2 separate regions of the Homo sapiens genome follow, and region 2 is linked to region 1. The links are chromatin contacts, found by Hi-C in ENCODE. All regions are on one chromosome and are shown on one strand. Each heading gives the region's core, a stretch centred on a gene start or an enhancer-like site at or near the end of the contact. The rest is flanking DNA. Distances are from core to core; before and after follow the strand shown.

Region 1 (5,951 bases), core at 1,095-3,594:
TAAATATGTTAGCATAGAGGAATGAAAAATTGGGAAAAACAAGAATAGGATTTTGGATGAAATTAATATAGCCAATCTATATATTAATGTATTAATAGATTTATTTTGATTATTATATGACGTAGTTTCTTCATCCTTTACTTTTAATCTGTGTAGGACTTGTATTTAAAATGGGTTTCTTGTAGGCAGCATATAGTTGGTTCTTGTAATTTTGAAAAATCTTTTTTCATGGGTGTGTTTAGATCATTTTTGTTTAATATAGTTAGTGACATGATTGGATTTAGACACACCATTTTGTTATTTGTTTTCCGTGTATTCCCTCAGTTATTTGTTTCTTCCCCCTTTTTCTGTCTTTTGGGTTATTTGAATCTTTTTAGCATTCCCTCTTAATATTCCATATTAGCTATTTTGCTATCTTTAAAAAAATTTTTTTTTGGTGAATGCTCTGGGAGTTATAATATAATACACCAAAACTTTCACACTCTACTCAAGAGTTAATGTTATATTCTTTAAGTAAAATGTAGACTCTTTATGATAGAGTTTCCTTTATCCTTCCCCACTTACCTGTAGGTTATAATCATGATGTATATTACATCTACATACATTGAAACCCCACCAGTGTTACACATTTTGCTTTCAGCAATCATATAAATTTTAAAGAACTTAAGGGAAAGTAGTCTTCTATATTTACCGAGATATTTATTATTTCTGTTTTTTGTGAAGATTCCAATTTCTTTCTGAGGTTATTTCCCTTAAGCCTGAAGCACGCTCCTTAGCTTTTTGTAGAGCAAGTCTGCTGAAAATGAATACTTTTAATTTTCCTCCATCTAAAAATACCATTATTTAGCTTTCTTTCCTGAAGGATGTTATTGATGGATATGGAATTTTAGGTTGGTGGATTTTTTTCCTTCAGCATTTTAAAGATGTTTTTCTATTGATTTCTTGCCTGCTTGGTTTATGATGTGAAGTTTTCAGTAATTCAAACCATTCTTCCTCTGTAATAATGTGTAACTTTAGCCATTGTGAATACTTTATTTTTGCTTTTAAGCAGTTGACTAAGTGTGACTATTTTTGAGCTTATTCTGTTTGGGGTTTGTGAACTTCTTGCATTTGTAAATTTGTGTCTTTTAATGAGTGGGAAGTTTTGGGCTATTATTTCTTCAAATAGTTTCTCCACCAATTTTTTTTTTTTTTTTTCTGGAAAACCAGTGACATGAATGCTAGAACTTTGTGATATTTTCCTGCAGGTCTTTGAGGCTCAGCTCATTTGTCTCAACAAATTTTTTTTTCTTTGTTCCTCATATTGGATCATTTCACTGACTCTTCAAGTTCACTTACTCTTTCTTCGGTTATATATATATTTTGACTTGAGCTATCCCATGAATTTATTTCAGATATTATATTTTTATTTCCACAATATGCACTTGTTTTTCTAGTTTTAATTTTTCTGTTGAGAACTTCTGTCTTTCCATTCATTCCATATCACCATGGAGGATATTTATAATATTTGTCCTTTGGGTTTCTCAGAGTTGGAATCTGATTGCTTTTTTCCCTAAGAACTGATCATATTTTCCTAGTTCTTCGTATGTGGAATGATGTTGGATTGTATCCTGGACATTGTGTATGTTATGTGGTATAGATTCTGGGTCCTGTTCTAATCTTCTAAATAATGTTGATCTTTTAAAATTTCTTTTAGCAGGCAATAAACCCAGCTAGATTCAGGTTATATTTCTGTCTCACCTTCTTGTGGCAAGTGGTACTAATCTCAGTTCAGGTTTCAAAGCCTTTGTGATGCAACTCTGGGTCTGTCCCGTGTGTGCCTCTCAGGGGCAGTGGTTTCTAGACTTAGTTCAGTTCTTATAGCTGTTGCTATACTGTTCTAGATCTGTGTCATGCATGCACAGCTTAGGGTGAAGCCAGGAATTGTGCTGATTCATGTTCAGAATTAGGGGATTCGCTTCTCCATTTTCTTTCTCTCCGTGATTCCCCCATCCTCTTTGGCCTGTGAGGGCTCCTTTTCCAGGTTCCTGTGGTCATAAAGACTGGGTTTCCTGGAGTATGAGTGGCTCAGGCTGCTGTCCTGCTGCTCTGCTGTATAGTGGGGCTCTGTGACTGGGTCCTGCTCCAGGACATAGCTGCCAGAATAAAAGAAAAAACAAAACCAAACAAAACAAAACTGGAAACTCATCTCCTTGTAGATCATTTCTTTACATTTGACTCCTCCAGAATTCACCTTGTTAACATTTCAGTCCTCAGTTGTTGCTCTTTGTATTATTTTGGTAGCTGTTGAGTATCGAGCACATGCTTCTGCTAAGTTTACAGGATATGACTTTTCTCACTCAGGTCACAACCCATACTTCCCTTTGTTGCTCATCTCTGTCCCAGGCACTCAGCTCTTTTTGTGGCCAGAGCTTTTAGTTTTAAAAAGCGAGAGAGAGAGAGAGGCTCTACTGGGCTTACTATCAGAGAGGAACTGGGGCTCCCTGCTTTTCTTTTGTTTCTGCTTTACAAAGTACGTCTATACCTCAAAGGAGAGAATATATGATGATAGTGTGTATAATGTCAACAGACCTTCCCCGCAGAGTTTGCAAAGAAGATCCATATTTTGCTACCAAGTGACACTTTGACATCGGGCTAACTTAAAACAGCAATTTTCTTCTTTTCACTGTTTTGTGAGATGTACTTTGTATTCATACTTTGGGGAGGCAGGTAACATTTTCTGAGGGGAAAAACGAAAGTCCCAAAAGAACTGGGAAGCCTAGAAGCAAGGAGTGCCAAAGAGGTGAGGGAAGAGCCTCATTGTCTGCAGGCAGTTGACAGTCACGCTGAGGATGGAGTCTGTGACCTGGCTCCAGCAAACTGCCATTGTCAGCTTCTCTTTCCAAATGACTGTTTGAAAGAAAACAGGGTTACCACATCTGCAAAAGAAGAATATGAGGAAGGAAAGAGGATTAGGTTAAAAATACTTAAAACTAAGGAGTGCTTCTTCCTTTGTTCATATAGGGCTTTGCGCCCATGTTTGGCTGTTTTTCATTAAAAGCAGTCTTAGTTTTTACTTTGAACTTAATCATTTCCAAGTGACAGTCTTGGCTTCTTTATATTTGACTTTATATTTAGGAGTCAGCAAAACAACTGTAATCCTGCCACTTATCATATTAGTATATTTTCTGTGCTATTTGTTCTTTTCTAATCTTTGTTTTTTTTTCAATAATGAAAGTGATAAATGCTTATTGTAAATACTTTAAACAATAGGAAAGTAGACACAGTAAGAAAGTAGAAACTGACTCCTTAGGGTTAACTATGGAACTATGGTTAATAGTGTTCAAGTTTTCTAGCTTCTCTTTTTTTTAAAAATTATACTTTAAGCTCTGGGATACATGTGCAGAACGTGTAGGTTTGTTACATAGGTATACACGTGCCATGGTGGTTTGCTGCACCCATCAACTCATTAGGTATTTCTCCTAATGCTATCGCCTCCCCTAGCCCCTCACCCCCCAACAGGCCCAGTGTGTGTTTCCCTCCCTGTGTCCATGTGTTCTCATTGTTCAGCTGCCACTTACGAGTGAGAACATGTGGTGTTTGGTTTTCTGTTCCTGTGTTAGTTTGCTGACAATAATGGTTTCCAGCTTCATCCATGTCCCTACAAAGGACATGAACTTATCCTTTTTTATGGCTGCATAGTATTCCATGGTGTATATGTGCCACATTTTCTTTATCCAGTCTATCATTGATGGGCATTTGGGTTGGTTCCAAGTCTTTGCTATTGTGAACAGTGCCGCAGTAAACATACGTGTGCATGTGTCTTGACAGTAGAATGATTTATAATCCTTTGGGTATATACCCAGTAATGGGATTGCTGGGTCAAATGGTATTTCTAGTTCTAGATCCTTGAGGAATTGCCACACTGTCTTCCACAATGGCTGAACTAATTTACATTCCCACCAACAGCGTAAAAGCATTCCTATTCGTCCACATCCTCTCCAGCATCTGTCGTTTCCTGACTTTTTAATGATCACCATTCTAACTGGTGTGAGATGGTATCTCATTGTGGTTTTGATTTGCATTTCTCTAATGACTAGTGATGATGAGCTCTTTTTCATGTTTGTTGGCCACATAAATGTCTTCTTTTGAGAAGTGTCTGTTCATATCCTTTGCCCACTTTTTGATGGGGTTGTTTTTTTCTTGTAAATTTGTGTAAGTTTTTTGTAGATTCTGGATATTAGCCCTTTGTCAGCTGGATAGATTGCAAAAATTTTCTCCCATTCTGTAGGTTGCCTGTTTACTCTGATGATAGTTTATTTTGCAGTGCAGAAGCTCTTCAGTTTAATTAGATCCCATTTGTCGATTTTGGCTTTTGTTGCCATTGCTTTTGGTGTTTTAGTCATGAAGTCTTTGGCCATGCCTATGTCCTGAATGGTATTGCTTAGGCTTTCTTCTAAGATTTTTATGATTTTAGGTCTTACGTTTAAGTTTTCTAGTTTCTTTTATTGGGAGAGGAATATGTAGTTAAAATTATTTTGTATTAAAAAGTTTGTCCTGTCACAGTAACTTTATAGCTTAAGCATTTTCACCATTTTTATACATAATGACTCTAAATGTAATTTTGTTTTAATTTTTAAATTATGTATAGGAAACAATTGAGTGGTATACAATGAGTGTTAAAATTTCCTCTTAATCTTCTTCTTTTTACTTCTCAATGGGATCCATTAGTACTATTACTTGTTTTTAGAATGTATACTTCTGTCATTCTTTGCTCTTTCTCTGAATATGTGAAGATTATTAGAATATAAATTTTTCTCCATTTGTTACAAACTCCTTGCAAACATAATTTTTTATGCTAAATTTCTGTTCTTTTGAAACTGGATGTTTTGGTTGCATTCCATTTTCCTTATTGTACTTTTAAAATGAAAAAAAATTTTTTTTCTTTCAGATCAGCCCCAGTAGCTTCTCAGATCCACCTTATCTGAAACATCTGATCTCTCCTAGCCACTTAAATAAAGTAACTTGTGAAAACACCTAACAGGCTCTTGGAATGAAGTCATGAGATGTATGTTTATTCTTCTGCCTCCTGTCTACTCACTCTTTTAACTCCTCAGCTACCAAGGTAGGGCAGATCAACTAACTAGCCCAGGGTTGAAGAGCTAATAAACACGGAAGCTGAGGCAGTCTGAGTCCAGAGTTCAGGCTCTTAACCACTGCGCTCTATAAAAGGCACAGAGCTAAGCACTGGGAATCTACCAGGGAGCAAGACAGACCCCATCTCTGTCCTCTCTGGATCTTACCTGCTAGCCAGGAAGGACTGGTAAAGAGCAGACCATATTAACAATGTAATATGGCCTTCAGATCAACCATGATAGGAATCAATTTTAGCTGAACACCAATAACCCACATGTGTATTACAGTCTTATTGTGGGTGAGTACTTGGTATTAGGTGGTTATTGTCAAAGTGATAAGACCAGGTTCCTGCATTTGGTGAGACACCCACATAAATACAAATACCTAAACCTTTCATAATGTAACATACAGATTAATGTAATATATTAATATAATATACATTAATATATCAATATATTATATATAACATATAATGCAAAAAGATGACAATGATGACAGGTGGAAGCGATCTAGGAGAAAGTTTTTTCTAACAGCCAGACTGGTGTCAAGACTGCACAGACTAAGGATGAATTCTGCCTCTGTCTTTCACCTCTTCTTGCTAAGCCAGAAGAGCCTCCTTTCTACAATGGAATATTATTCGTTATTTTCCAGTGTTGTAGGAGGAATCGTCGAGGGCTCAGGGAATGTTTCTCTTGTCCTTCACCCTTGTGTTTGTGCAGCTGCCCCATCACTTTTCCACTGTGGCATTTTGGCAATTGTAATTACATTGTTAATATGGTCTGCTCTTTACCAGTCCTTCCTGGCTAGCAGGTAAGATCCAGAGAGGACAGAGATGG
Region 2 (6,371 bases), core at 1,741-4,240, 2.8 Mb after region 1:
ACTTATCATTCAACTTTCTTAGGTTAACTATCTTCTAATGTAAAAAAAAATGCATTAATATATAAAAGTATAGGCTTCAAGTTTAGAAAGCCTGTCTCTTCGGAAAGTTACTGACCTCATAGCAAACTATGAATAAATTCCCCAAAGTAGGATGAACAGAGCAATTTATATCCATATATAAACATAATTATACTATACAGTTACATAACTAGAATAAAATTTAATGTAAATGTGCCAAAGAGGAGAAGAAATCACAGAAGATTTACAAAACTTACATGAAATAAGAAAATGTTCAACTATGTAATAACCAAAGCTTCCTTAACTTGGGAATCTTGGGAACCTAGAAAGTGAGGTAACCCAAGCCAAATTCCTCTGGTGTCACAGTTCCTCCTATACCAGGCCAGGCACTTGCCAATGACACTGGAGTAGGGGTAAGCCCTGGGTGTGTTGTGTAGTGTGTGACGTAGTAGGTGAAAAACAGCAAAGAGGTAATTCTTTATTCTCGAGAGCTTCCTCGTGCACATGATCAGCTTTTGCACATGCTTGGAGGAAAAACAACACTATTAAAATGTCTTTTTAAAAGTCAAAGCTAAATGAGTATGCAATAAAGCTTTGAGAAATGGAAAAGAAAATCTATGAGGAAAACGTCAGCTTGCTTATCCAGGGAATGAGCAGGACTTAATTCTCATGCCGGCATGGGGCTGCCGGGCACCCAGCTCCTTTCCTGTGGGTAGAAAACAAGTCCCCAAGTTGCTACTGAGCCAAACTGTAAAGGCCAGTCAGGAAATGAGCAGCAGTGCTGAATGGGGAAGCCTGGATCCATGGTTTTTTCCTAAAGTAAACAAAAGATCTGCAAAAGTATTTCCTTGCACTATTTGGCAAGAGAAAGAAGCACCTGGAGAGTGAGTTAGGGAGAGAAAGCATGGAAGAAATGTGAGTAAAACAAGGAAGATTATAATGAAGCTTTGTCTCACTAATCTCCAGAGCCCAGGTGTTCTATTAAGAAACAAAGCTGCAAATGAAGAGACATCTCAGAGAGTGGTGGATTAAGAATATATTCATGGAAAGGATAGATCTTCCTTGCTTTTTGGGATCCTGAATTTCATCTTTCATTTGGATTAAAAAGAAACTTAAAAAATATCTTGTAGAAAGTCAAAGTAAAGATATAAATATTAAAATAAATGAGGGCTGCGAAAGAAAAAGTATGAGCAATGAGAAAAGCAATTATCCTTGGAGGCAGAAATTTCTTTCTTGTTTCAATGCAGCATGTGATACTGGCAATTTCAGCCATTCTCTTTCAGGCAATTTTCAGTGCGAGTGCCAAATGCTGCTTAGGGGGATATGTCTCTGCTCACCTGAGGGAGCAGGGCACAACTAAAGATGTAAGGAGAGCGATCGCATTCTTTACGCCAAGCATTCTGTTTAGCAGGACTGCCTCAGGAGGAACACAAGTTGCTCTCAGGAGGCAGAAGGTGAGAGAAATGAGGCAGCAATTACATAGTGTTGCTTGTGCTAAGTACAGAGCATTAAAAACAAAAAACAAAAAAGCCCCACTAATGCAGTGGACTCAGCAGCGGGCTCATTGCTAATTTTAGGAAGTCACACAGGTTTAGTGCTTGCTTCCAGCGGAAAAGCCTTAAAAGCCCAAAGGGTGACTGTCCTCCAGTGTTTTTTGAAACAACCAACACTTGATATATAAAGGTTAACTGAGGAAAAAATTAATTTCTGCGTTTTCTGCAATGAACTAGGAGCAATGGATTGAAAATATTTGGCCAAATAATTTTTATAAGCATAACAAAATTCCATTTTTCTGGACCAAACCTCATCAGCCCAACTAGGAAAGACGATGCTGGAGCTTTAGGAGGCAATCAAAGGCTCATTTTATTTGATAGGTAACATCTGATACAGAAGCATTTCCCGCCCTGGGCCCTGGATCTACTCAGTGCCTACCTGCTGGAGAAAATCAAAGATAAAGACCCAGATCACTGGGATGCCAAGGACACAGCTAGCTGGACACTATTTGAAGTCTATGTGCTCAAGTATTGCTTTTTTTCCCTCTTTATGTAACGTTAACGTGTATTTATTCATTCAGCTAACTCTAGCTGTTCCTTACTTAAGGTTAAGTGGTTGTGAAACCACAGACACTGTAGAATCAGAAGCTGTTGTTTTAAACTCTTGGCCAAGTAGCAGTGCCTTGTAGCTTGCCTTTGCCGAGCTCCAGGGGCAGCTGAGGGTGGGCTGTCTGACCATCTGGAGATTTCAGTGTGCTCCATCCATCTCATGCCAACCTGACTTGCCAGAATTAGGGTCACTGTGCTCTGAGACACTTTGAGATGATGCTCAAGGGAGCTGTGCTCTGCAGCCTCCTGGGTCCCTTCTGCAGGTGCACTTGCTTTTTCAATCTGATGCTATTTTTCTTACCCTCTGTAGGCACTCACACGCAGAACTATTATTACTTGCTTGTTACTGCATGTTGCTGATTCATACTCATAGGAAAAAGTAATTTTATCTTCAACACCTCTTCCTTGTCATTTAAGACATATGTTAATGAAAGACAGATTTTGGCATCCACTTTTCTCTGTAGCTTTGAGGCCACAATATAGATTCATTATAAATGAAGATGCAACTGTTATTTTACTTCTATTTATATTTATAACTACACCAAAGCCATCTTGCGGGTACCTTTGCGCCTCTCAAATCCCCAACCATATTCCAAGAAACCGTATTCCAAGAAATGCTCAACATTTCATGCCTGAATTGGTATTAATGTGGCATTAATGTACATACAATGTTTTAAATAACGATGTTTTCACTCATATTTTATTATGGACACCTCCTGATTTCACATATTTTACATTACCCTAGAGCTGAATCCTTTTGAAGACATTTTAAGGGTTTTTTTTCCCCACTGCAGTACAGAATGCTTTTTTTCTTTAAGCGAGGAGTATGCAAGTGAGAGTGCTCTGCGAGGAGGGATGCCAAGTGGAAGGCTGAAGCCTGAGGGGGTGGGGCGAGTGCAGAACTAGGCAGAAGCAGAATGCTGAAAAGAACTGATTGAAAGCTTTTTGCTTTGTCATTCCTCTCAGTTCCTTTCCTTCTCTTCTTTTCCAATTTGTAATTGTGGACAAGTGTAACCTACTTATTTGCTAGAATGATTGGATCTAGAATGAGCCATAACCTTGAAGGTCGTCTGAAACAAACTCCTCTCCACTGCTATCGTTTTCTGCTTGACTCAGAAAGCTCTTTCTTCCCTGGTGCCTTTCCCAGCAGCATTTGGGCCCATCCATTACAAGAGCAGCAAGTAGAGGTTTTGGAATCAGAGAGTTCTGGGTCCGAGTTGTGACTCTGCTACTTACTAGATGTGGTATCCTGAGCAAGTTACCCAACATCTCTTCTGTAAATGGTTATCATCAAAATGAATTCCTAGGAGTTTGAGGATTAAATAATGTGTATAGTATACACAAAATCTAGCATTCAGAGCTAAATTAAGAGTAGCTAAGCAGTTCAATAGGAACTAGGACCCATGCTTCCTGTTTGACTCTGAGGCAACACTTTTTTCCATGGAAAGATACTGTCTTTCTTACAATGTCTCATAAAACCTTTGAAAAAGTCACTGTTGCTGGAATACTGTGTGTACTGCCTTGTAGATTAATAACAATACCTCACATATATTTAATGCTCTAGAATTGACAATGCACTTTCACAAGCGGGGAAAATACCCACGCCAACACTAAGTCTCCTGATGACTAACAGAGGCAGGAAGCAGGAGGAGCAGAGGCTTTGAAAGAGGTCGATTAGTGATGCAAATGTGAAGTTATCTGCACTTGTGAGGAGCATAACAAACATCAAAACCAATTAGAAGTAACAATGTGTGATCTATTCAGGCTTCAGGACTTTGATGAGTTGGAAGTTTTGGGGTTTAACAATCCAGATGGTTCTGATAGCTTTAAGTTTTGCCTCCAAGAGGGCAGCTATCTGCATATGGGTGAATTTTCACGTACAAGCTAGAGTACAGCAACGACTTAGAATCACACACGGGTAGAAACCGGGACGTGTTCACAATTTGTAGACAAAGCATATGGAATCGAGAGAGGCAAAGCAAATAAGTTCTCAGAAGTCAATGTTAAATGGGTGTTTCAATACAGGCAAATGTGTCATACCGAATGCAAAACTTTTAATAATAGAAACTGTTATCTTGACTTTCTCACAACCTTCGGAAACAGTTCCTCATGTGTGAGAATTTTTACATTTGGACGATGCTCAAAAGTGAATTTTTAGAAATGGAGAAAAAAATGAAGGGTGCATTTAAACAATATATTCCATTGTTTCTGTACTGTAAGAAGATGAAAGAATATACCTTTTACTCCTGGAAAGAAAATGGTCCTTTTGAAATTCAGCTCTCTCAGAAGATGAATTTTTAAATATCAAACTCTGCCTAACCAACTGGTCCTAGCTTTATGGATGTGAGGGGTAAATTAGAATTTCATGCAGTTATCAAATATTTTAAACTAATACCCAAGCAGTTACATTTGCAACGCTTCATGATTTCTTAACATCTATAGACAAAATTCCAAATAGGTCTTTCCCTTTTCTTTCTGTGCCAAAATCTACATTTCTATCTAGCAGCAAACCCCGAGAAGGAAGTTGTTGTAGGTAGGTTAAGAGACAGAAAGACTGACCAGGCAAGCAGAAGACACTGGTGGAAATGGCCCTGCTGCGCAGCCATGTGGAATAGGAAGGCTATGCTGGACAGAGCCCAAAAGAGACCAGTTTGTGTCTCACAGTCCAAATTTGGTTGATGTATTTTTGAAGCTTCTAAAGGTTAACTCACATGCTGTAATACATTATAGAAAGACACGAAGCCGAATTTTACTGTGCCAGTCAAGAGGCTGGCTTGAATCCGCTATTTAGAACTGAGAGAGACAGTACAATTTACATGTGTGAGAATGTGAGAATAATTTTACCTTCTGTTGTTTTTGAAACCACCTTGGGCCATGATTTTTAAACGGAGACACAAGGAGATCTGCTGGGGTTCCCATAGCAACATTAACTTATCTAAACTGCCCTTGCTGTATGTAATACTTTCATGACTAGTTTGGCTTTTTAATGTACACTTTAATTATGAAATACAACTGAGTTAAGAGTCTTGGGCAAATTTTAATGTTTATATTTACTGACTTATGCATGTTTAAACAGAAAGCTTGATAATTGTACTTTTGAGGACTTGCCATCAAGGCAAGTTTGTGCAAAAACCTTTATGTGGTCTTCCTTGCCACTGATCTCTGACCTCACTCCATTCCATTCTATAGACAACTCCTCAACCTCTCTCAATACATTTATAAGACACCATATCTCAAACTGATCTCAGATGGCTCCAGTTCAGAGACTAGAAGTCATACACCTGCTAGTCTAGGTTATCTACAAGCTGACCCCCTTCCCATCTTTTCTACCTATCCCTCATCATTAATGTCCCACACCACACTTGTCTTCTCACCATCTGCTGAGAATGTACATTCAAGAACTAGCCTGAGACCTACCTCCCCCAAGAAACCTGATTCTTCTCCATTCTTTTTCAGAGCTAATCTCTCTCTCTCTCTCTGGAAATACTATTACTACTGCTACCACTGCTATATGATGTGTTGGCTGTGACTGGACAGCATCCCTCCCCTGGTGTTTTTTGACAGCAGTGTCTTGATTTTCCTTTGAAGAACTTTCTTCCATTCCAGGAAGTGAAATTTCCTTCCACTCCAGGTTGGAGTGCAGTGGTGCGATCTCAGCTCACTGCAACCTCTGCCTCCCAGGCTCAAAAGATCCTCCCAGCTCAGCCTCCTGAGTAGCTGGGACAACAGGTGCGTGCCACCATCACTGGCTAATTTTTGTATTTTTGGTAGAGATAGGGTTTTTCCCATGTTGCCCATTCTGGTGGCATCATCAATTAAGCTGCCCTGCCCCAGCCTGTTAAGAGATGAACCAATGACTAAAGCTGGACCAATGATATTCTTCTAGAAATTGGATTTTAAGTGAATTCAGAAAGAAAAAACAGTTGGAACTTAATTATTCCAATGATGGTTCTTTCAAGAGAGTATTTATTTATTCTAGGTTCTGTGGTTCATAATCAAAGTCTGCTAGCTGGTAAGTTCCCTATTTGAGTGTTTGTATATTGTCTTAGATCATGATTTACAGGTTTGGGATATGCACATTTTGTTTTGCCAGCTGTACTCTATTTATGCTCCCTGAAGAGCATAAACAAGGCTGGGTCTTTATTGTTCATATTATTCCACTGAATTTAGCACTCAATATGTAAGTAGTCAATAAATATTATGTAATGAGTATGAGACTAATCTTAAAAACTTCATTTCTACAAAATGTGA

Evidence for each region. Hi-C counts contacts between places; a loop is a spot of excess contacts on that map. Pooled maps may share reads with other maps.
Region 2: a loop to region 1 is called in a map with no recorded cell type, with 15 times the contacts of the local background. The contact joins two enhancer-like sites. A Hi-C loop is called at or near these places in 3 of 37 single-sample maps with no recorded cell type and 6 of 50 pooled maps.

What each region holds. Positions count from the first base shown.
Region 1 is chr2:168,488,292-168,494,242 of GRCh38, forward strand. The region is part of intron 1 of CERS6 (ceramide synthase 6); the gene reads left to right. Among named protein-coding and RNA genes, the nearest start is that of CERS6, 35 kb to the left of the region's middle. RefSeq lists an enhancer at 1,895-2,284. Within about 2 kb of position 2,345, at least 9 of the 41 ENCODE cell types and tissues checked have a DNase peak (open chromatin) inside an H3K27ac peak, as active enhancers do.
Region 2 is chr2:171,315,546-171,321,916 of GRCh38, forward strand. It overlaps METTL8 (methyltransferase 8, tRNA N3-cytidine), which reads right to left. Exons shown (of 10, transcript NM_001321154.2): 10 at 201-6,371. Among named protein-coding and RNA genes, the nearest start is that of METTL8, 120 kb to the right of the region's middle. RefSeq lists enhancers at 315-1,137, 2,240-2,299, 3,027-3,126, 3,605-4,427, 4,573-4,622 and silencers at 1,214-1,508, 2,815-3,017. Within about 2 kb of position 2,991, at least 7 of the 41 ENCODE cell types and tissues checked have a DNase peak (open chromatin) inside an H3K27ac peak, as active enhancers do.